Linked DNA regions of Homo sapiens: regions 1 and 2 are each linked to region 3. The links are chromatin loops, found by intact Hi-C in ENCODE. Cell type or tissue: K562. All regions are shown on one strand.

Region 1 (8,000 bases), 240 kb after region 3:
ACTGTTTTCTCCAAAAGACTGTAAGCTCTTTAAGAGCAGCATCTGCACACTGTTTGTCTATCTTTGAACTCAGAGTGCTGCCAGGGTTCAACACATAACTATTCATAAATATATAGTGAAAGTTTCCCTGAACTTGAGAAGTTCACAAAGGAAAATTTAAGCCTCAGTGTACACATATTCATGGTTAAGGTAGGGGTGGGATTAAAGTGCGGTAAGAAAGAAGAGACCTGCCTACATTTTTACATTTTCCAGGGGGCTGGTAGGATGAAGCTGAGGAACTGGGGCTGCAATGATGGAAGAAGGTGCGGGGTTCTGAACTCCTGGGCACACGACCAGCTACAGGCCACTCCCTCTGCCTGTGTGTTATTTCCACAGTGGGAGAGGACCATGGTCTTGTGGCATAGAAAGCAACTAGACCTCCAGGACCAAGTGTTAGTATCCACTGGGTGACCAATAAAAGCAGTAGTGATGTTTTTCTGTGTTGAGTGACCTTCCATCCATCACCTGGGAACTCAAGATATCTCTCTGGGGTTCCCACTCTGCTCTCAGCACTGAGCCACCACAGAGATGAGCAAAATCCAGGCCCCTACCTTCTAGGAGCTCCCGGTGTAGCTGGGGTGAGACTCCTAGTGCTTTGATGGGAAATTTGCCAGGGTATAATTACAGAATGCATTGTGTGGTGTGACCATGAGTGTTCTGGGAGGTCAGGGAAGACAGGAATGACTCTTTACCAAAGGCAGATGGCATTCTTGGTGATAGAAAGAAGTACAACACAATTCTCATGGTAGATGTAGACAAGCAACAAACGCACAGAGCAGCATAAATAGAAAAGAAGAAAGGAAGGAAGAAAAAGGAAAAAAGGCAGGAAGCAGGAAGAAAGAAAAGGAAAAAACAGAAAGAAAAAGAAAGGGAAAGAAGGAAGGAAGGAAGGGAGGGAAGGAGGGAGGGAGGGAGGGAAGGAACATTCCACAAGTTACATGTTGACAGCAGGGAGAGGCCACCTCTATGGGCTTGAGAGAAGGAGTCAGAAGCTTGAATGAGCCTTGAAGAAAAGAAAGTATTTAATTAGGGAGAGAAATGCAGAAGCAGCAGGGCAGATCCAAAGATACATGGGTCACTGAAGAGATGGGAATGTGGGTGCTTGGTCTGTGCCTAGAGACTTGCCTCCCTGTCAATGAATTTTTTTGAAGAGTTTGAAGTTAATGCATGCACACCATAAAGAATTAAAACAGTGTAAAACTAGTATTGATTGAAAATCTAAGCTCCCTCCCAGCCTGACTCTTGGCCCACAGTTCCCTTCTCATGTTAAGCTGGTACCTGTCTCATGGGTTATCTTTCCAGATATTTCTAGGGATATAAAAGCTTATATTTTAATGCAAATAGCCACATACTACACATAGTGTTCTATATCTTGTTGGTTTTTTTAAAGAGATGGGGTCTTGCTATGTTGCTCAGACTGGAGTGCAGTGGCTATTCACAAGTGCAGTCATAGGACACTGTGGCCTCTAGCACTTGGCCTCAAGCAATCCTCCCATCTTGGCCTCCCCAGTAGCTTGGACTACAAGTATGTGCCACAACACCCAGCTTGTTGATCTTTTCCTTACTGATTGGTAGGAGCTTTTACTCATTAAAGGAACCATTTGTTCATGATGTTGCAAATATTTTCTCACTCTGTCATTCATGCTTTTACTTTTTTATGGTGGTTTTTGCTACCATAGTAGAAATGTATGATCTGAGCTTATCAGTTTTTTCTTTTATGACTTCAGGGCTTGAACCATACTTAGATTGTGCACACTTCAAGATTATAAAAATATGCTCCCAGATTTTCTTTTGATACTTGTATAGGTTCAATTTTATTTTAAAATATTTGATTAGTGATCTAGTACTAGTTTTTCTTTTTGACTTTTGCTTGTTTAAATTTTTTATTTAATCCTAAATTTATTTTTAATTATTATGGATACATAGTAGTTGCACATATTTAGAAGTAGTTTCAATTTTAGGAATGATTCTGCTTTTTTAAGTTACAATCTATCTTGGATTTCATCCTTACCATTTTATGAAAGTCATCTCATTCTTTTTCACTGTGTTAATAGTTACTCTATCACATGGACTTACTATAATTCATTAAGTGTGGTAACTCATGACTGTAATCTCAGCATTTAGGGAGGATCACTTGAGGCTAGGAGTTTGAGGTCAGCCTAGGCAACATTAAGACCCCCATCTCTAAAAAAAAATAAAAAATAAATTAGCCAGGAGTGGTGGCACATGCCTGTAGTCCCAGCTACTCAGGAGACTGAGGTAGGAGGATCACCTGAGCCCAGGAGTTTTTCAGTGACTTATGATTGTGCCACTGTGCTCCAACCTGAGCAAGAGTGAGACCCCACCTGTTTAAAATAAAAGGGGAATAAGGCTGGAAGCATCACACTATCTGACTATACTACAAACGTAAAATGCACTACAAAGCAATAGCAATCAAAACAGCATGGTACTTACTCGCAGAAAAACAGACACACAAAACAACAGAACAGAATAGAGAGACCAAGAATAAATCTATGCTCTTACAGCCAACTGATTTCCAACAAAGGCATCAAGAACACACATTGGGCAAAGGCCAATCTATCCAATAAAGGGTGCTGAGAAAACTGGATATTCATATGCAGAAAAATGAAACCAGACTCCCTATCTCTCACCATGTCCAAAAATCAAATAGAGACGGATTAAAAACCAATGTAAGGCCCGAAACTGTGAAACTACTGGAAGAAAATTGGGGAACCCCTTCATGACATTGGTCTGGGCAAGGATTTTTTGAATAAGACCAAAAAAGCACACGCAACAAAAGCAAAAACAGGCAAATAGGATTCCATTAAACTAACAAGCTTCTGCACAACAAAGGAAATGATCAGCAGAGTGAAGTGACGACCTACAGAATGGGAGAAAACATTCATATACTTCGCATCTGACAAGGGGTTAATATCCAGGACACACACGGAACTCAAAGAATTGTAAGTCTTAAACGATGGCTTTAAACAAATTTTGTGAAAATTTAACCATCAGGTCTGGTATAAGCCAGCTCCAGGACACCACTGGAAGGGTTCCTGTTTTGGAAGCTGGACTCTGTCCTCCTCTTGGAGCCCTCGGAGAGAGCAAGCGAGGCTGCTCTGTTCTGGAGGCTCCGTGCCCCTGAGGCCTTTGACCCCGTTACCCGCGTTCCTCCCCTTGAAGCCCGGTCCCGCTCTCCCAACACCAGTGTTCTGCTGCCCCCTAATGGCAGCTTCTGCCATCTGCGGCTGTCCGGGAGCTAGATCCACCGCAAAGTCCACCAGCTCCGCTCCAGGATCAGAGACCCCTGAGCAGGTTAAACAATCTTCCCCCTCCACTCCAGACTTTTGGAACCCAAGGACGGCCGGGTCAGAGTACCCAGGACCTCAAGCCCCGCTGCCCCTTGTCCATCCCAGAATCGTGGTTTCCCACTGCCCTCTGCAGTGCCGCGGCGAAGTGATGAGCCCGGCACTGTGGCGCCACCTAGTGCCTCTGCTGGGTCAGTGGCACCTGCACCTGCACTGCCAGCCCCCTGCTGGGAGAATTCCGACTCAAGAACTGTAGTTTGTTGTGTGTTGTTTTTGCTTTGGGGCTCACTGGGAAACTCTCACCAGTCACCTGCATTACAGCCTGGGGCTTCCTGTCACTGTAGAGCAGGTAAGAAGAGGAGGGAAAGAAAAGACCTCAGCAGCACAGCACCAGACCTTCCTCCACTTGGTGGGGCCTTCTGACCACGAATGGTGAATAGTCCAACTAACAACTAAAAGCTCCAGCTGGGAGGACCCTGGAGCTCCCCTGAGCCTGTGGCCTTCAAACGGTACTGACCAAGCCCATCAGTAAGCAGTGCATTTTACAACGCAACAGTCCAGGACACCCCTGCGTTGAAAGAACTCAGGAAGCAATACTTACCCTTAGTATGCATAGCGTATTTTGACACTTCCATTACTTTTGATTCTAAAAAAAAAAAAAAAACTTGCCACAACTTAATAACTGAATTCACAGTTCATTAATGGGTCACCACCTACAGTTTACAAAACAATAATCTAGCCCTCAGTTCACTGAGAAGAAACAGAGGACAAAGAACAAATTTGCCCAATAGCAAATTAGGGGCAGATTCAGATCTAGGATCTAGAATCCAGGTCTCTGATGCCCAGTCTCATCACTTCAAGGCCTCCTCTGGGCTCTGTACCAAGTTCCTTTTGCACTGAAGCACAGAGCTCTGTCTCTCTCTGTGGCCCAGATCTATATAGGGCAGACTGTCAGGATCTGACTGCAGGCCCCTTTGTGCCCTGGAAGTAAGGGGTTGTCAATTGCTGTTTCTCTTATAATGAACTTCTCCTGTTCTAGCACAAGGCGGCAGCAAAGAGAAGCAAATGGCCTTGATAGTTGGAAGGAAAAAGGAGAAAATAGGCTCTGGGCAGTTCCGGTAACCTAACAAGTAAATGAGTAGCGTTAGCGTTTTGCTTGAGATCAAAAGCCAAAGGGCGGTATTTTGTCAAAGACCTTTGGAACTTAATTTTAAAAGTTAAGGAGGGCCAGGCATGGTGGCTCACACCTGTAATCCCAGCACTTTGGGAGGCTGAGGCAGGGAGATTCCTTGAGTCCAGGAGTTTGAGACCAGCCTGACAACATAGCGAGATCTTGTCTCTACAAATAAAAAACAAAAAATTAGCTGGGTGTTGTGGTGCACATCTGTGGTTCCAGCTTCTTAAGAGGCTGAGGCACGAGGATCCCTTGAGCCCAGGAGGTTGAGGTTGCAGTGAGCTGTAATCATACCACTGCACTCTAGCCTGGGTGACAGAGCAAGACCCTGTCTCAAAATAAATAAAGGCTAAAGGGTGTTGGGAATACTCTAGTCTAAACAATACCTGATGCACTGTTTGTTGCAGGAGTGTTGATAAAAAAGAAATCCGTAATCTTCCTAGAGAGCATATGAATTTTATTTTAAAATTTTAAAATGTTCAAACCCACTGATCCAGAAATTCCACTAAAAGGAATATATAAAGTGCTAATTTTATCCATACAAAGTTGGTCACCACAACATTTGATATTTTTTTGACAGAAAGAGCTAAATAATATCTACATGGAATTAGTTTTAAATCTTGTGTACACCAAAACCAAAAATGTAATACTATGCAGCCAGTAGGTAGGATGATGTAGAATGTGAAAAGCAGTTTACAAAATCCTATGTGTAGTATGCTCCCATCTGTGTAAAGTGCCCAGGGATTCTCTAGGTACTGGGGTGAAGGTGGGGTGCCTCTCTGAAGAATGGAGTCATCATTCAGAATCACCTGGAGAGATTTTATAAACCACAGTCTTCCCCAACCACTCACCCCAGGAAAGTGTGATATGCCCCTTTGGGAGATATGGTTACATTTGAGAATCATTTCAGGAAGGGAAAAGGATAGAGAACTGCTGGAGGTGTACATATAACCATTTGTGTGTACATGCATGTGAGATGGTAGTGGGATGCTTCCCAGAATGACAGCATCAGTCTTCTCTGAGTGGTGAGATTTTCAAGTGTTTTTCAATAATAATAATGACAATAATGATACTTAGAATAATCATGATAAAAATAGTTTGTTTAATCATCTACCTGTTGAAGGACATCTGGGCTATTTTGAATTTTCACCTATTACAAATAAAGCTGCCATGAACACTTGGTGTACAGGTTTTGGTGTGAACGTAAGTTTTTATTTCTTAGACATAAATGTCCAAGAGTGCAATTAAGGCTTGTTTTATGGCCTAGCATATGGCCTATCCCTGATGTTCCATGTGCACTTGAGAAGGATATATATTCTGTTGTTGGATAGAGTGTTTCATAGATGGCTGTTAGGTTCAGTTGGTTTACAGTGTTGTTACAGTTTTCTATTTCCTTGTTGATCTTCTGTCCAGTGGTTCTGTCTATTTTTGAAAGTGGGATGTTGAAGTCTCCAACTATTACTGTTGAATTGTCTATTTAATTTCTGTCAGGTTTTGCTTCATGTATTTTGGTGCTCTGATATTAGGTGCATATATGTTTATAATTTTTACATCTTTCTGATGAATTGAACTTTTTGTCATTATAAAATGCCTTTGTTTGTCTCTAGGGACATTTTTTATTTTGAAGTGTTTTGTTTTATATCAATCAGTATAGCTGCCCCAGCTTTCTTGTGGTTGCTGTTTGCATAATATATATTTTTTCCACTTTTCTACTTTCTATTTGTATCTTTAAATAAAAAGCATGTCAGATAACCTCTGTCTCTAGGAACAGGAAAAGATTTCATGATGAAGACACCAAACGCAATTGCAACAAAAGCAAAAATTGACAAATGGGATCTAATTAAACTAAAGTACTTCAGCGCAGCAAAAGAAACTATCAACAAATTAAACAGACAACCTACAGAATGGGAGAAAATTTTTGCAAACTATGCATCAAAGATCTAATATCCAGTGTCTATTAGGAAGTTAAATTTGACCTTTGTCTAATATCCAGCATCTATATACAAGTTCCTTATAGATGCTCTCATTGTGTAAAGGGATTCTCTAGGTCATGCCCATGTAGCCCTGAACTTAAAATAAAAGTAAAAAAAAAAAAAAAAAAAAAGCAAGTCTACTGTAGACAGCATATAGAGTTAGATGATGTGTTTTTTTCCCAGATAATCTGTCTTTTGATTGAATTGTTTAATCTATTCATATATATTGATATGGTTGGATTTACATCTGCCATTTTACTTTTTGTTTCCTATGTCTCATGTCTTTTTTGTTGCCCCATTACAAAGTGGGCAAAACATGAACAGACACTTTTTCACTTTTCAAAAGAAGACATACATGCTGCCAACAAGCATATGAAAAAAGCTCAACATACTTGATCATTAGAGAAATGTAAGTCAAAGCCACAATGAGATACCATCTCACACCAGTCAGAATGGATACATTAAAAAGTTGCTGGCAAGGTTGCAGAGAAAGAGGAATGCTTATACCAAGTTTGTCCAACCTGCGACCCCCAGGCCACATACAGCCCAGGACGGTTTTGAATGTGGCCCTACACAAATTCATAAACTTTCTTAAAACATTATGAGATTTTTTTTTTTGCAATTTTTTTTAGCTCATTAGCTATTGTTAGTGTTAGTGTTGTTAGTGTTCTTTTTTTTTTTTTTTTTTTTTGAGATGGAGTCTCACTTCTGTCACCACGCTGGAGTGCAGTGGTACGATTTCAGCTCACTGCAATCTCTGCCTCCTGGGTTCAAGCGATTCTCCTGCCTCAGCCTCCCGAGTAGCTGGGACTACAGGCACCCGCCACCACGCCTGGCTAATTTTTTGTATTTTTAGTAGATACGGGGTTTCACCATATTAGCCAGGATGGTCTCGATCTCCGACCTCTTGATCTGCCCGCCTCAGCCTCCCAAAGTGCTGGGATTACAGGCGTGAGCCACCACGTCTGACTCATACACATCTTAAGTCATCAGAATTAGCTTTAGGTTTACACTAGCTTAATTCCAGTGATACATAGAAATGTTTCTTATATATAGTTCTATTCCCTCTCCTCCCTCTTCTGTGGTATTATTATTAAATCAGTTGTCTTTTTTTTTTTTTCTTTTTGAGAGACAGGGTCTCACTCTGTTGCCTAGGCTGGAGTGCAGTGGCATGATCATGGTTCACTGCAGCCTTGAACTCCTGGACGCAAGCAATCACCCTGCCTCAGCCTCCCAAGTTGCTGGGACTACAGGTCCCAACTACTTGGCCATAACATTTATATAACTTTTAAATTTTTGTAGAAGTAGGGGTCTTACTATGTTGCCCAGGCTGGTCTCAAACTCCTGGGTTCAAGTGATCCACCTGCCTTGGCTTCCCAAAGTGCTGGGATTACAGGTGTGAGTCACAGCATCTGGCTGAGGAGCTTTTGAAACCTACAGTTTTCTGGACTCCACCCTAGACCTACAGAATCAGAATCTATATATTTTTAAAGCTCCCGGGTGATT
Region 2 (8,000 bases), 57 kb after region 3:
TGTTCTGGGACAGGTCCAGCTCTGTGAGATTGGCCAGGTAGCCCAGCTCACTCTGGTCCACACGGACAATGCTGTTGCTCTGCAGGAGCAGGGTCTGTGTGCCTGCGGGGAGTGCCGGGGGGACTGCCGTCAGGAATAGGTCATTGCAGTCCACAGTGGTAGCCTCGCGGTAGGACGAGCGGGGCGTATACCAGGGCCGGATCTGGCAGGCACACTGAGGGGGGCAGGGAACATGCCAGGGTACCACGGGCACAGCGGCAGTGGCACCAGCCACCCAAGCTAGCAAGAGTGGGGCCACGAGAAGCCTCATGGTGGAGCTGCAGGGCAGGGGACCATTCACAAGAAGAGTCTGGAGTCCTGCTCTTTGTGTTTTGCAGGGTAAGGGTCAGCAACCCTGCCAGGGCCCAAGGAACCACCCTCCCAGGGCAGTCATTCTACACCGGGCGTCACTTCTTGCCCTCCTCAATATGCCTTCTCTTCCTTGTCCTCTGGGGCTGGGCCTGCTCAGTCATTGCCAGGCCCCATCAGGGGCAGCCCTGGAAGAAGAGGATGCAGAGTTAAGGAGGTTGCAGAGAAGCAGTATCTACCCCTCCTCCCGTGTTTGTTTGTTTGAGACAGAGTCTCATTCTGTCACCCAGGCTGGAGTGCAGCGGTGCACTCAGCTGACTGCATCCTCCGCCTCCTGGATTCAAGCGATTCTCCTGGCTCAGCCACCTGAGTAGCTGGGATTACAGGCACCTGCCACCACTCCTGGCTAATTTTTGTATTTTTAGTAGAGATGGGGGTTTCTCCATGTTGGCCAGGCTGGTCTCGAACTCCTGACCTCAAGTGATCTGCTCACCTCGGTCTCCCAAAATGCTGGGATTACAGGTGTGAGTCACCGTGCCTGGCCCCTCCCATGTTTTTTGACTCAACAAGCCAAAGGAGCTGCAGAGGTAATGGCCAGGCCTGTCCTTAAGGCTTTAGTGTCCTTTTCTATGACCTGCTCACAGAGTGAGTGACTGTGAGTCTTCAGTGAAGGAGAGGAAGGTGTATGTGTGTGTATGTGTGTGTGTACATGCACATGTGTGTTTGGGAGGGAAGGAGAGTGGATGGGCTGAAATTATTGTTATCTTCAGAGTCCTTCTGAGCCCAGAGAGATGTGAGGTAGGTTCTCTAACCTTTCTTACCTCTTTCCTCCCAGCCTCCTTGGCTCACTGGGTAAATGGAAGATAAAATGATAAGTTTCCAGAAGTTCCTCTGGCAGTGTAGGTGGGAGGTGGGTGAGGGTTGGTGGAAATAAGTACAGCTTCTAAAATCTGGGATGGGCTCCCCAGGACCCTAGAGGTGAAAGGCAGCAGACCTGACACATCCAGGCAGGCTGGGGTGTTCTGCTGCCCAGGATCTTCTGGGTGGGGATATTGCTTTGGTGTTTGCCAACTTCCCCACCCTGGAGGCAGGAGTGTTTCTCCTTTCCCAACAGCCTGGCAGTGTTGCCCAGGAGGAGGCAGTGGAGTTAAGAAGCCTGGGTCTGAGCTCCTCAGCTGTGCAGGTAAGACCTTCTGTGACCTGGCCCGGCCCCTTCACCTGGCTTCTCTTGTCACCACCCCACTTACCCGCTGCACACAAACCTTTTGGGTTGAGGTTACCGTGACATGCCACCCCTTCTGATGTCTCCTCCTCATTGTCTTCCAGACAACTCCTACTTGTTCTTCAACGCTCAACTTTAAGTTCAGTCACCACCTGCAGAAGTCTTCTCCAAAACCTCCCCACCTGGCTGACTAAGGGGCTGGCTTTATGCTCTTGCAGTACTCATGCTTCCTACTGTCACAGTTCTGACCACACCGTGGGAAAACGTCTCTAACTAGAGACCTGTCTTGCCTCTTGTGCCTGTAGTACGGGATGGGTGCCCAGTGTGTGTTGATTGTATGAATCAATCTCTGTGACTCCAGAGTTCCTTTCTTCAGGAGATTAGACATCACCCCTGCAATCAACAATGCAAGCCACTGCTGTTTCCTCCATCCTGAGCATGAGGAACCTATCCAGTTTCTCTCTCAGATGCCAGGGCCATGAGGCAAGTCCAGCCTTGGCCTAGAACCAAAGATGGAAACAAAAAGGGGCCAGACTGTGTTGCCTTCTTGAGCCTGGTCTGACTCCTGAGTGGAAGTCTGATTCCAGGTAAGTTTTTAGCTACAAGTGTCAAGGAAATGCACAAACACTTACTGAGCACCTACCATTGCTCAGGACTCTTTGAAGACTCTGAATGTCTTTTTTCATATGACTCTCATAACAGGTACATGAGATAAGCACTAATACCTCCAGTTTGCAGATTAAGAGACTGAGGTCCTGAAGAGGTTAAAGAACTTGGCTCAAGTCACATAGCTGGTGAGCAGCAAGATACAAGAATCAACCCAAGTCCAGGGGGCTGTGTGCCGTTTACACTTCACATCTGTGCTGCCAGGTCTGTCTGATCTGACCCTGCCCTGGGCCTCTGGAGGGTCTGGGATGCACTGAATGCTGCAGCTGCAGGCCCTGTGCCTGTTCTCGTCCCCTGGGGTGATGACTCCTTACCAGGCAGCTGCAGAAAGCTTGGAGCTATGTCTCCTGCCACCATCCAGGCAGGTGCCTCTCAGCGGGCCAGAGGGGCTCTTCACCTCCCTCATCCTGCTTCCAGGATGCTAGGGCTTGGGAGGGGAGCAGCTGGAGGCAGGGTCCCGTTCCCTGAGCAGGAACACAGCAAGCCTATTTACATTTGGCTACTTCCCACTTTCCTCTGCAGCTATTTCTGAAGGTGGGAAAAACAACCGCGACTTCAAAGGCACAGAGGTTTTGATAGGGGTGTGTGTGCACCGACACGTAAAACTCAGTGTGAACAAACACATGTGTACACATGCATGCATGCCTGCATACCTGTGCAAGGGGAACCCAGCTACCCAAGCCAGTGTATGGGGGTCAGGAAGCAGGGAGGGAATTTTGTGGTGGTCTAGGTGGGTGGAAAGGAAGGAGGGAACAAGCTGAGTCTCCGAGAGGTCCCTGTTGTGGAACTGGATCTATGGCCAGTAATCCTGCCACACTTACATACCAGAGACCCCTGACTGCCACCTAGACCTGCTGTGAGAGAGCAGACCTACCGGCAAATAGATCAGGACCCAAATCGCGGCCCTACCACTCACTACCCAAGTACCTGAGGCAAAGCTACTTGACTGCTCTGAGCAACCATTTCCTTCTGTATTACATGAGATTGTCATTGGAGTTAAATGAGTGTGTTGCACACAGAAAGAACTGGACAAATGTTAGCTCTCTTCCAGCTCCAGTCATCCCTCAGGGTCAGGAGGTTCTCCAGCTATAGGACTTCTTAGGGGACAATAGAAGTTGGCTCCTAGGACTCCTAGGGCTCGATAAGTTAGCAAGTGCCATGCTAGTTGGGGAGGCAGGTTCAAAAACACGAAACAACTAGGAGAGCCCAAGACATTTCCCAAGTGGAGAGAAGGGTGAGGGCTGGAGGAGGTGGAGAGGGGTCTTCAGCTGGGCCCCAGCATCTCCCTGACCTTTAGACCCTACCCGAGTCCAGTTTCCCTTCTTCATCAACACTTGGTTCTAAGCGCTGAGTCCGTGCTCAACTGCACTGAGGGGATCAAGGAACCATTTAAAACTTCATTGAAACCCTCCAGGCACTTGCCTTTCCCCTTCACCCCAGACTGCTGCCCCTTCCTTCCCTCCCCTGGTTGGGCTGGGTGGATGAGGCAGAGGTCGTGGCTCCTGGGCCGGGAGCCTGGGGCTGGGCCTCGGGATCCAGAGGCAGTGACTTGATGACTCATGTTCACACTGCACCTCTGACCCCAAGGCTTGGCAAAGGCCCAGACAAGTCCACCCCCTCACTGCTGAGCATGCAGCTCTTTCCAGGATGCAGCTCAGAGCTGCCCTCTCACCTGCCATCACCACCTAAGGCTGCCTTGCACATGGCCCGCTCATGCAGGCTGATTAGCAGTTTCTACCGGGGAGCTGCAGAGAAAGCTAATTGTCTTTCATCTGTAATCTCCAGGGGTGATCAGGAGTTCAGACTGTCACGTGTATACTTTCCCCAATTGGATTCCGAGCTTCTTGAGGCAGGGGCCATATCTTACATGCTTTTTGTGTCCCCAGAGCACCAAGTGTAGGATTGAGCATGTAGCAGGTGCTTGAGAGTTGCTATAGTGAAATGTGTAGAGAACACGCATTGCATTTAATCCCCCCAACAACCCTGTGTGTAGGCAAGAAGGGATTATTTAGCTCCATTTTGCCAGGGAGGCAACTGAGAGTCAGAAACGTTAGGTGATTCATCAGAGGTTGCACAGCTTCTATGCAGTGGGGTCAGGATTCAAACCCAGGGTCTTTGACTCTACATCCTGCCTCACCAGCCCAGCCAATGTGGATCAGCACCTGTTTTACAGGAGCAGAGGGCAAGGCTGCCTCAGTTGCAAATCCCTTCAGAGAAAACCTGAGTCCTCAGCTCCTCCACGCACCTGCCCCCTGCTGGGCCCCTCAGCTCCTGTTCCTTGACTCCTGCCTAGAACAACCCCCCTGGGGGACAGTGTGGGGAAGGACACTGTTCCTGTGTGTGTGTGTGGCTGGGCCTGGAACCACAGGGACAAACAGAGCCAGCTGCTGCACACAGACCTCAGCCTGCCTTCTGAATGGGGGCTGGGGGCTGCTTTTTGCGCAGCCAGTGACTGCTGGCCAGCTGTGGGCTTCAGGGACAGGAGACAAAAGCCCTAGAGCCGTATTCCAAGAAGCAGGGTTGGTTGCCCACTCCAAGGGCAAGTTTCTCTCTTGGAAAGGCTGGTGCTGCAAACCCTGTCAGGTCTATGTTCTCGGGGCTGTTTCTGTGGATTTAGCGGAAACTGTGGAATTAATCCACAATGCCCCTGATTAAACTAAGACCTTTGGCAAAGGTCTGAAGGAAGAGTTTTGGAGACGCTGTCACTACTTTCTCCCTTCCCTGCTTCTCAGGCCCCCGGCCCCAGCACAGCCCTAGTGCTCCTGCCTGGTATTGGTGGATGCAGAGTCTCCTCTCTCCTCTCCTCCTCCCTCCTCTCCCTGGCGGTTCCCCCCCCACCCCCCCCCCCGGGAGCTGAGGGTCCAGAGGGAGGGTGGCAGGTGGTGATCGATTGCCTGGCCTTGGCTGCTTCAGTGCCAGGACACCCTTCTCCCCACAAAGCTGCGGAGAGAGATGGGCGGCATAATTGAGTGTAGCGTTGATAAACTCCGGCCTCCTCACCAGCAGATAAGCGCTGGGTGGGAGGGATGCTGAGGGTGAGGAAGGCCAGTCCTCCATCTGCATACCTGGCCTCCAGCTCCTCCTGGGAGGTAAGCCTGGCCCCTCACTTCCACCTCCCATTTAATCACACACAACCAGAACCTCAGAGCTGGAGGAGACCTCAGCCTCAGCGTTTATCTGCTCTTCCAGAGTCTGAATTCCATAAATAACTTATGTGAAGGAGGAGTGGTGGGGCGTGAGCCTGGCTCTGCTGTTTGCTGTGTGACCTTGGGCAAAGTACTTAACCTTTCGAGCCCCAAATCCCTGAGCTGGGAATGGGGATAATGCCTGCACCCCTTCTGGAATTGCTGGGAGGAGTACGGGATGGAAGGTACATGAAGTGCCTGTTAGTTCCCTCTGTTGCTTCCCAGCATTGCAGCCTCTCCTTTCATCTTACCATACATTGGATTGGAGCAAAAGTAATTGCGGTTTTGGCCATGAATTTTAATACTAATACTAATACCTAATACTTCTCATCTCTCAACTTTTGTAATAAACTTAAAAAATATTGTTGAGGTATAACATATGTACGGGAGAATACATAAATGTCCCTGATCCCAACATGCATAGGTACAAGTACAACCACCACCCAAATCAAGACATAAACATTTCCAGCACTCCAGAAGGTTCCTACGTATGTGCCCCTTCCCAGTCAATATCCAGCCCCCACCTGGAGCTAACCACGGTCCCGACTTCTATCGCCGCCAAGCAGTTTCATCTTGAAAACCCAGAATTCCCCTTCCTTTTCCATGACAAGTTGGGACCAGGGTCTTTGGAATTAGGTTACTCTGGCATTAGGGAACTTTAAATCCACTTCATTCCTCCCCCTACTTCAAAGTGGGCTATAGCGTCTTAGAATCTCATGTTTAACCAGTGATCTCCAGGAAGAGAGGCTGATTCTTCTCTCTCTTTCTAGAGTTCCCGTATCTAAAAATTGCTCTCAGCCTTGGGGCCCAGCTCTGGCCAGCATCCTCATGGCCTGGGCCTGGGAGTGCCATGCTGCCTTGAGGGAGGATGATGTGGGTGACCTCCTGGCCCCCGTGCCCTCTAGGCCTTCTCATCACAGAGTTCTGGAGCACTAGGCAAGAGGATGGATTGGGGGTGGCCAGGAAGGAGGGGCCCAGACCTGCACTCCTAACCATCCATCCCCTGGGTCACTCTACTCGGCAGTCTCAGAGGCTCCTCCCATTCTGCTTGTCCTAAATGCAACATCTCCTCCCACTGCCTGGCTGTGCTGCATTGGTCCCATTGCCATCAGCACCACCGTCCACCAAAGGCTGGAAATGCCCGCCCTCTTCATCTGCCCTCTCCCACCTCACACCCCCTACCAAAATGCTCACACCTACCTTCTCTTTTCACTTCTGGCCTTGTCCTGTACGGTGGCCTCTTTTGGGCTTTCCTGCTCACCTGAGAGAGCCACACTTCCCCTGACTGCCTCTCATTCCCAGACACACCACACCCTGGCTATTTTTCCTTCCACACCTTGGGCCTCTCACTGTGCCTGCCGTGCCCTTTCCCAACTTCAACTATTCAACTCCTCTTCAGCCATGAAAACCCATCCCAAATGCCACCTCCCCTGTGACGCTTTCCCTTAGAGAAGAGTGGTTCCTCCCACAGCTGCCCCCGAGACTCTCTGAACAAACCACAGTGGCAACTTCCTCACTGTTAGGCCATGAGTCTGTCTTCCCAACCAGACTGAGAGCTCCTCGAGGAAAGGATGGTTTGTTACGGATTTTTGTGTCCCTAGAGCCTAGTACCGTGCACTTTCCCTTGCAGGACTGAGGGGTGCTCTGCCGTGAACTGTGAATCACAACCCATTAGTAGGTCATGAAAACAATTTAACGTGGGTCACGATCTACATTAAAAAAATGAATAGAAAATATCATACTGCATTGTATGCGGCCAGACTAAGCATTGTTTTGAGATGCTGCCCCCTATTTTATACACACGCATTTGTGCACTGGGACATGATACAAGGCTTTTTCTTTTTTCTTTTTCTTTTTTTTTTTGCCTAGGGCTGTAGCTATAAAAGCTTGAAAACCATTACTCTGAGAATCTCTCTGTTGGGAAAATGAGTCCCTTCAACTCTAGTTGTTGCCACTGGGATGCTAACAGAAAGCAAAGTCTCAGAGGAAAGATGTGGCATTCCTGAGTGTCTTCCATGTACCAGGACTTCTATTTGCTAGCCACTTTATGTTCCTCATCCCATCCTTCTGTGAGGGACATACTTTTCAGATGAGAAACGTAAGCTCCGCGAAGCTAAGGGGCCGGACTGAGGTCCCACAGCGAGAGTGTGGAGGAGCCAGGATCCGAACCCCATCGCCAGCCCTTGCCAGTTCCATGATTCCGGTGCCAGCGCTCGCCTGACCTCCAGGGCTGTCATGGTGGGAAGGGACTGGAGGGCATCTGCTGGGCAAAGGTGAGGCTTCTTTGTTCATACTTGCCCTCCCCTCGTCTCTGGAATGAGAGGGGTCAGGGTTCCAGGAAACCCCCCTTGTTGGGCCTGGGAGGGGAGGGACTGTCCCCAGGCAGGAATCTCTGTCTTCCCAGGTCTCCTGGCTGGCCCAAGCAGAGAGTGTTAGAGCTCTGCTGCCTGGAAGGCAGCCTACCTCATTATTTCTTAATTAGGAGTGGAAGGTGCCAGTAGGTAGCACAGAGTCATTGCTGTCTGCGTGCACTGCACCAAAAAAGGCTGCAGGGGAGCCGAGCCAGCCTGTTGGGGGCA
Region 3 (8,000 bases):
GTCCAATTTGCAGACCAGGGCTTTTCAGCCTCAGGACTGTTGACATTTTGGATTGAAGAATTCTGTGATGGGGGCTGTCCTGTGTGTTCTAAGATGTTTAGCAGCATTCTTGGCCTCTGCTCCCTAGATGCCAGTAGCACTCCCCTAATTATGACAATAAAAAATGTCCGCAGACATTGGTAAATATTACTTAAGTGGGAGAATGGCCTCTGGTTGAGGACCACTGAGGCCAGCCAATGCGTACTACAGGAGAAACATCACACAACCTGCAGATTGGTGTCACACATTTATGGCCCTGACCTGGCCTCTCAGTTCTATCTGGTTCTTCTGTTTTCCTCATAGGCGAAGTAATGGTTCTAACCTAGAAGACAGAATGAGGTGAAGACAGGCTAACTTCTCTAAGCTCTCAATGACTCACGAGATAATAGATGTCAAGATAGAACCTACTAAGTGTTCAGTAAATGTTATCTATTGTCATTTCCAGGAGGGGGCTGATTGAAACTGAAGAATAGTACAGTAGGAGGAGAGGACCAGGAGCTGAAAAGACAGGTCGCTATGTTGAGAGAGAGAGAGAGGAAGAAAGATCTAATAGGACTTCAAAGGCTGTGGTAGATGTATTACTGTCAAAACCTGCGCAGCTTTTCTCTACCAGGCCTTGGAAAAGATTGCACTTCCTGCACCACTGGCAGCGGGCTGGCCAATGGGATGCAAGTGGAAATGAACTGTGCTATTCTGAGCAGAGGCTTAGGGACCATTGTGTGGGTAAGTCAGTGCTCTTTTTCCTCCACGTGAGGCTAGTGTGTCCCAAAATGGGGGCTGCTCCCTTTGACCTGTCTCCAAGACTGAAGAGAACAGGGACCATAGCTGTACCTATCCTGCGAGGGACAAAGGAACAAGCTTTTGTTAATTCAAGCGATTGAGATTTGGGGGTTTGTTACCACAGTGTAATTTGGCATAAGCTGACTGGCATACGGTGGAGCATCCCAGATGAGGGCAAGCTCCCAGGGCCTAACAGAGTGAGTGGCTGGAGTATGTGAAGGTGAAATTCTTTGACATGAAGTGGTTAAGGTCCCACGAGGCCGTGGTGTTAGATGGGTCATTCATGTGATGTTGTTATCATCCAGGAAGCTGGTAGGAGGTAGGAACCCAAAGTCTGTAATGAACAAGGGAAAGTGTGAGCAAAGTCAGCAGATGACAGCAGTAAAGGAGGAGTAAAGGGGAGTATAGATCTAAATATATATATGTATATGTGTGTGTGTGTGTGTGTGTATGTGTGTGTATATATATGCAGAGATTTGGTATATATATGTGTATATATATATGTGTGTGTATATATATGTGTGTGTGTGTGTATATATATATATGTGTATATATATATATGCAGAGATTTGGAAGTGTGGAAGAATAGGGGTCTGAGTGCAGTACTGGGGAGGCCCCATACCCTATCCTGAAAGCACATGAGGTATGGGAAAGTGACCACCAAGATCCTTTGGAGGGAAAGCCAGGTATCTTTTAAGGCAAAGAAGAGGAGGAAAGAAGAGTTTGCAGATGTAGGCAGGAAGTTGTTTATGAAACAGAGTGATAGGCCGGGTGCGGTGGCTCACACCTGTAATCCCAGCACTTTGGGAGGCCGGAGGTGGGCGGATCACCTGAGGTCAGGAGTTTGAGACCAGCCTGGCCAACATGGTGAAACCCATCTCTACTAAGAATACAAAAATTAGCTGGGCGTGGTGGTGGGCACCTGTAATCCCAGCTACTCAGGAGGCTGAGACTGGAGAATCGCTTGAACCCAGGAGGCGGAGGTTGCAGTGAGTGGAAATCAAGACATTGCACTCCAGCCTGGGCGACAAGAGCAAAACTGTCTCAAAAAGAAAAAAAAAAAGAAAGAAAGAAACAGAATGATAGTGTAGTTGGAGTCAAGAGTTGACTGCTTTGAGAACTTGTCTCCAGAAAAAGGGCATGTACTTGTGCAAAATGTTATATGCAAATTCAAAAAACATTTAGACTTCCTAGAACCATCTGTGGACCCTAGATTAAGAACCCTGATCTGGAACAGTGGCTCTCAAACTTGAGCAAACAGTTTGACAGGTCTGACGGTGTTTGACAGGTTGTTGGGCCTCACCCAGAGGTTTCAGTAACGTAGGTCTGCATGCGGTCCAAGCATTTGCATTTCTATCAAGTTCCCAGGTGATGCTGATGTTTCCGGCCTAGAAACCACATTCTGAGAACCACTGCTGAAGTCTAAGGCTAAGGGGGAAAGGTTTGGGGAGAGGAAGAGGAACAGTGGGAAATGGTTAAGGACAAGATTATGAAAGCATCATGGGGATGAGAATGGATTTTTGTTTTGTTTTACTAGGCTTAGGCAGATACTCCAATATTTCTGACACATACATACACGGAAAACCTTGCAAGAGTGGAGAAAAGAAGGGAGAGGTGAGTGAGCACTTATTTTAAGTTTAGGGCAAGGGGTGCAAAAAAATATCTTTTATAGCCTTAAGGATCACTTTCTTGAACACCCTTACTTTACAACAACAGATGTGATATCAAGTATCACATGGCCAATTCACACCTTTGGTCTGGTAACCAGCTCTTGCCCCCTCTCAGTCTAGGGCTTGTTCCCCTTCATCATTAACCTCTAAGAGAATCACTAGTGGGAAATAAGCTATGCTTTTGATTCAAGGTAAAGAGACTCGAACTTTCCAGTGCCCTAAACTGGGAAATCTTAAACTCCAGCAAAGTACAATGCTCAAAACTGGGTAAAGCTGCTACCTTCGTAGGGGATACATTTTGGAGAAAATTGCATCTACTTTCTTCTTTGTCTTTTCTTTTTGTGTGAGTGTGAGTGTGCATGACAGTTTGTCTATGTTTGAAAACCTGACCATCAGCATTCCTGGAATTCTTGGCAATGAATTAGGATTGCCAGTTAGCTGCCTGCTGGGTGACCTTAGGTAGTTCACCTCGTGTCTCTAAGCCTCAGCTTCCTAATCTGTGAAACAGGCTGATGGACCAGTGAGATAACGCCTGTGAGGTGCTTATCACCTGATACTGCCTCTTCTTGCTGGCACATCAAGCTGGAGGATTGCAGCATCTGAACACGAATGACCAATCAAATCTCGGGCCTATACCCCACAGACGTAACCTTTATCTCCCACCAGAGGGCACCAGTAACCTATAAAAATCTAAGGGGGCGGGCGGTCCCTCTTGCCCTTAACATCGTTGAATCTGCTTGAGTATAACTCCCTTAAGTCTATTGAAATATTCTTACCCCTGGTGTTTTAAGAAATCATTTGAAAAATACCTCTCACACCCAGAAGGAAAATATGGAGTAGAAGTGTAGGGTAAATGGTGCTCCAACTCCCCACCAGCCACCAAGAGAGCTCTATTTCCATTTTGTATTTTGTCCATTTTTACCATTCAGTCTCCATCTCCTCGAGACTATCTGTAACCTAGTTTTACAAATTATTCTCTCAGTAATAACCTATTGCAGTTCCCTTCTTCCTGGTTTATTCAAATGAACTGAACTGCTGTTTTTTTTCCCTTTGATGTACAACCTCCCGCCTCCTAGCCTATCGGGCCAGCCTTCCTTCCAGCAGGCAGTAGGGGGAGGGATCTATTTCTGAGCCTCGGTAGAGCCTCAGAAGCTGTTTCCCTGAATCCCTCTGTGATGAGAGCCTAGTGGTCAACAGGTACCTATCACAAAAGGCTGTATTCCAGGAGAAAACTCTTTCCCCATCTAAGGAAGGGAAACGACTAGAAGTTGAGGCTACCCACCACCACCTCCCTGAAAACATTACAGACTTCAGGGACTCAATGATAACCAATGTGTATCTGTGTCCTGTATACACATAGGGTTTGTTCTTTGTCTTTGTTCTTTAATTTGCTGGGGAAGGAAATACAGCCTCGGGCTAGCTTTCACCATTGCACCTGGGAGTGCTGGCCGAGACAAGAAAAGCCAACAAGAATATTGACTAGAAAAAGGGTATTGGCCAGGCACAGTGGCTCACGCCTGTAATTCCAGCACTTTGGGAGGCTGAGGCAGGCGGATCACCTGAGGTCAGGAGTCTGAGATCAGACCGGCCAACATGGATTTGTACTAAAAATACAAAAAACTAGCCAAGTGTGGTGGTGTGTGCCTATAGTCCCAGCTACTCGAGAGGCTGAGGCAGGAGAGTCGCTTGAAACCAGGAGACAGAGGTTGCAGTGAGCCAAGATCACAGCACTGAACTCCAGCCTGGGTGACAGAGTGAGACCGTGTCTCAAAAAAAAAGGGTATGCTGTTTGTCTTATTAGGAACACAGAACCATGGAATATTCGGGATGACCAGGACTCCGGAAATCTAGTACAACCTTTCATTGTTCAGAGGGGAGAAACATGACCAGGGTCATGTGGTTTGTGAATGGCAGACTAGCTCTTCCAGCTCGAACTAGAATTCAGGTCTGTGGGCAGGCACACCAGTTCCTGTCTCACCATTCCATTTCTGAATCAGCCATCGTTGCTAGCATTTGTTGTTTGCTTAGTATGTGTCAAGTATCTGTTCTTTAAATCTCACACAATCCTCACAACAACTCTGTGAAAGAAATGAATTGGTATAAGAATGAAATACATTATTCTCATTTTACACAGGCATAGAGAAAAATGATGTAGGACAAAATTAGCTAGCATTCTGTTTAAATCAATATTTTCCCATGAGGGTTAGCGGCATTTTGAATGGAATAAGGTTTTGGTTTGTTTTTTAATGGGACTACTCCTAGCATAGCATGATATTTAGCATTTTTGGACCCCAAGCACTAATTGCCCCAGTCATTATAATACAAAAAATTTCCAAAAGTCCTTAAACGTAGACTATAGATGGTCCTGTTGCTGGTGGAGCACTACTGATTTTTTTTTTTTTTTTTTTTTTTACACAGGGTCTCACTCTGTCACCAGGCTGGAGTGCAGTGGCACAATCTAGGCTCACTGCAGCCTCGACCTCCCAGGTTCAAGCAATCCTCCCACCTCAGCCTCCCGGTTAGCTGGGACTATAGCTATGCGCCACCATGTCCCTATGTTGCCCAGGTTGGTCTCGAACTCCTGGGCTCAAGCCATCCACCTACCTCAGCCTCCCAGAGTGCTGGGATTACAGGTGTGAGCCACCATGCCCGGCTGAACACTACTGATTTAAATGCATGGGCACAAGGAAAGGAGTAGTTAACAAAGTTGCTTTGTTAGTTTGGTTATTTTTATATCAATAAAGGCCACAAGATGGAAATAGGAGCAGGACAAGAGGAAGGAAATCCCTTGGGGTGAGTGTGGCTCTGGAAGGGAAGAGGTTAAATTATAAAGGAAGGGAATGAACCATAGGCCAAGGAGGATCCTGGCACATGGCAACTGGTAAAACTTGGAGGATGAACAAGGTCTGGTCTCACAAACTCATAAGCTACAGAGACCAGTGCGATCTCAGAGGAGAGCTGCTGGAATGGGGACAGTAGGGAGTGCAGGAGGTGAGAGTAAACTGGAGATCCATGCCCATAACAATGGGATAACCAACACCCAACTCCGGCCAGGTCTTTTCAGATGGTAGTGTGGGTCGTGGTTGCCAGCCTTTCCAATATACCAAGAAAATCCACAAGGCTAGATTTTTCTAGGAAATCTCTCTGTTGTCAATATTGGATCAAAAGAAAAGTTTTGAAACACTAGGTAGACCCAGAGAAAAATGCTTGCAGGTGAATTTGGGTAGTCCGACTCATGGGATCTCTGAGGGGCCATTCTCATCTAAGGTGCTGTGGTACATGCCCACTCTGCTGGTTGATGAAAGGGAGACAGGTTTCAGCTCACACAAGATGGAATTTACCACCAGTCTATGCTGGCAAACAGTGAGCAGGCTGGGCAGAGGAGTAGTAAGCATTCCCTGGGGCACCGGGCTCCGCACAGGCCAGGAGCTGTCACAGGAGCTAAAGCAGGGATTCCTGTGCCATCTCCGGTCCCTTCTGGATCTGAGATTCAGGAATTCTGGGGCTGTGATTCCTTGAAGGCAGAGCCGGGAACATGAAAACCGTAGACACTAATCAATGCCTGTAGTGCTAACAGCTCAGACCCCTGGGCAATTGTTCTTGAGCTTGGTCCTGTCATTCCCTCTGCTGTGTAGGAATGAGGAAAAGAAGTCGCGTGAGTCCCTGCTCCCTAGAGGTCTTTGCCTTGGTTCATAATACTGACAGTTTGCAAAATCAAGCTGCTTTTATTCTCTCTCAGCCAGTGAGTCCCTGACACAAACTGCAGAGCTAAACAAGCAATTTTCCAGCCCAGCTGTTCAGGCACACTCTGAGTTTAAACGCACTCTTCTTTAAAAACCACCAGGAGCTGTATCCTCCCCCATGCTTGTTTCCTCTCCTGTTAACCCAGCAGAAAGTAGGTTCTACAAGGTAGCAGTGCTTAACATGCTGGTGCCTGCAGATCCTCCACTGGACGCTACCCTCCTTCCCCTGTGGAGTGATGACGGGATGCCCCACTTGTTTAGAATGAAACCCCAAACTCCAGTGTGTGTGCGTTCTCTGTTCTTTCCAGGTGGGGCCTGCCTGGGCTTCTCGCTGTCTGGTGGAGCCCCACTATGCCTTTAAAAGCAGGGCCTTTGATCATTTCTGACTTTTAGCAGCAGATAGTCAAATGAGGGGGAGGTGGCAGGGCTTTGCCAACCAGACCCCTGATGTGGACGAGTTGAAAACCCAGGCTGCAAATGTTAATATTGTCACATGCTAGGAAATCTCTGCTTCAATTCACCAGATACTAGTTAGTCATTGGCTTGTGAAGTCTGTAATCCCTCTCGTTTCTGGCTTTGCTTACAACCCTGCACCCTGGGTGCTGGAGCAGACTCTCAGGAAGGGAGATGGTGCCAAGCCCTGTTCCTGTCTTTCTTGGTCTGCATGCCAGCTTAGGCCAGGTTTTTATTGAGCTTCAGGATCGGATCTTCGTTATAGGCGGGGAGGACAGTGTAGGTAAAGCCTACTGACAAGTGCCTTAGACCCCTTGCACTGCCATAAAAAATATCTTAGCCTGGGTAACTCATAAACATCTTTTTTTCTTTTCTTTTTTTGAGACAGGGTCTCACTCTGTTGCCCATGCTGGAGTACAGTAGCACAATCTCCACTCATTGCAACATCCACTTCCCGGGCTCAAGCAATTCTCGTGCTTCAGCCTCCCTAGTAACTGGGATTACAGGTGTGCACCACCACACTCAGCTAATTTTTGTATTTTTAGTAGAGATGGGGCTTCACCATGTTGGCCAGTCTGTTCTCAAACTCCTGACCTCAAGTGATCCACCTGCCTTGGCCTCCCAAAGTGCTGGGATTACAGGCATGAGTCACCGTGCCTGGCCTCATAAATATCTTTATGAGTTGTTTATTGCTCACAATTCTAGAGGCTGGGAAGTCCAAGATCAAGGTGCTGGCAGATTCGGTGTCTGGTGAGAGCCCATTCTTTATGGGTGGTGCTCTCTATGTGTCCTCACGTGGCAGAAGGGCAAACAGCTTTCCTCTAGCCTCTTTTATAAAGGCACTTGTCCCATTCATGAGGGCTCTGCTTTCATGATCTCATCATCTCCCAGAGTCCCCACCTCTTAATACTATCACCTCGGGAATTAAGTTTCAACATATGAATTTTGGGGAGACACCAGTGTTCAGACCATAGCACAAGCCATGCAGCACAATAGACAGAATGCATGTGGAGGCTAACACCAGAGAAGGTCATTTTTGGGGTTTACTCCATCTGGACCACCCTCTGGCATCCCCAGGGTCAGTCTGTAAGTTGTAATTTTCTTATCTCTTTTCTATTCAGCCTCGGTGTCTGGATGCCCAGCCTAACCAAGTCAGCTTCCCATCTTTGGCTGAGACAAGGAGAACCCTGCTGGGCTAGGGGACCCAGGTAATGTTGCTCAGGCATTGTCCTTTTTTTTTTTTTTTTTTTTTTTTTTGAGATGGAGTCTCACTTTGTCGTCCAGACTGGAATGCAGTGGTGCGATCTCGGCTCAC

What was found. Peaks named below come from ENCODE experiments on the same cell type or tissue, not always from the same donor. Only the 100,000 strongest peaks of a DNase experiment are listed, where the experiment ranks them.
Region 1: a loop joins it to region 3, with 14 times the contacts of the local background. A loop is called at or near these places in 88 of 110 quality-filtered maps.
Region 2: a loop joins it to region 3, with 2.1 times the contacts of the local background. A loop is called at or near these places in 8 of 110 quality-filtered maps.

Annotation. Positions count from the first base shown.
Region 1 is chr1:204,803,865-204,811,864 of GRCh38, forward strand. No RefSeq gene overlaps it. Among named protein-coding and RNA genes, the nearest start is that of NFASC, 21 kb to the right of the region's middle. In K562, CTCF peaks have their summits at 3,548 (motif pointing left) and 4,390; DNase peaks (open chromatin) are centred at 3,237, 3,537 and 4,367; H3K4me3 peaks cover 255 bases; H3K27me3 peaks cover 603 bases.
Region 2 is chr1:204,619,683-204,627,682 of GRCh38, forward strand. LRRN2 (leucine rich repeat neuronal 2) reads right to left here. Exons shown (of 2, transcript NM_201630.2): 2 at 1-536. The coding sequence starts at 310. LRRN2-AS1 (LRRN2 antisense RNA 1) reads left to right here. Exons shown (of 13, transcript XR_007066814.1): 9 at 1-1,531; 10 at 1,675-2,157; 11 at 2,273-2,440; 12 at 7,291-7,694. Among named protein-coding and RNA genes, the nearest start is that of LRRN2-AS1, 60 kb to the left of the region's middle. RefSeq lists an enhancer at 1-735. In K562, CTCF peaks have their summits at 320 and 4,510 (motif pointing left); DNase peaks (open chromatin) are centred at 3,799, 4,529 and 5,329; H3K27me3 peaks cover 926 bases.
Region 3 is chr1:204,562,854-204,570,853 of GRCh38, forward strand. It overlaps LRRN2-AS1 (LRRN2 antisense RNA 1), which reads left to right and starts at 1,318. Exons shown (of 13, transcript XR_007066814.1): 1 at 1,318-2,433; 2 at 7,807-7,893. RefSeq lists a silencer at 2,974-3,063. In K562, CTCF peaks have their summits at 3,163 (motif pointing right) and 3,608 (motif pointing right); DNase peaks (open chromatin) are centred at 3,118 and 3,588.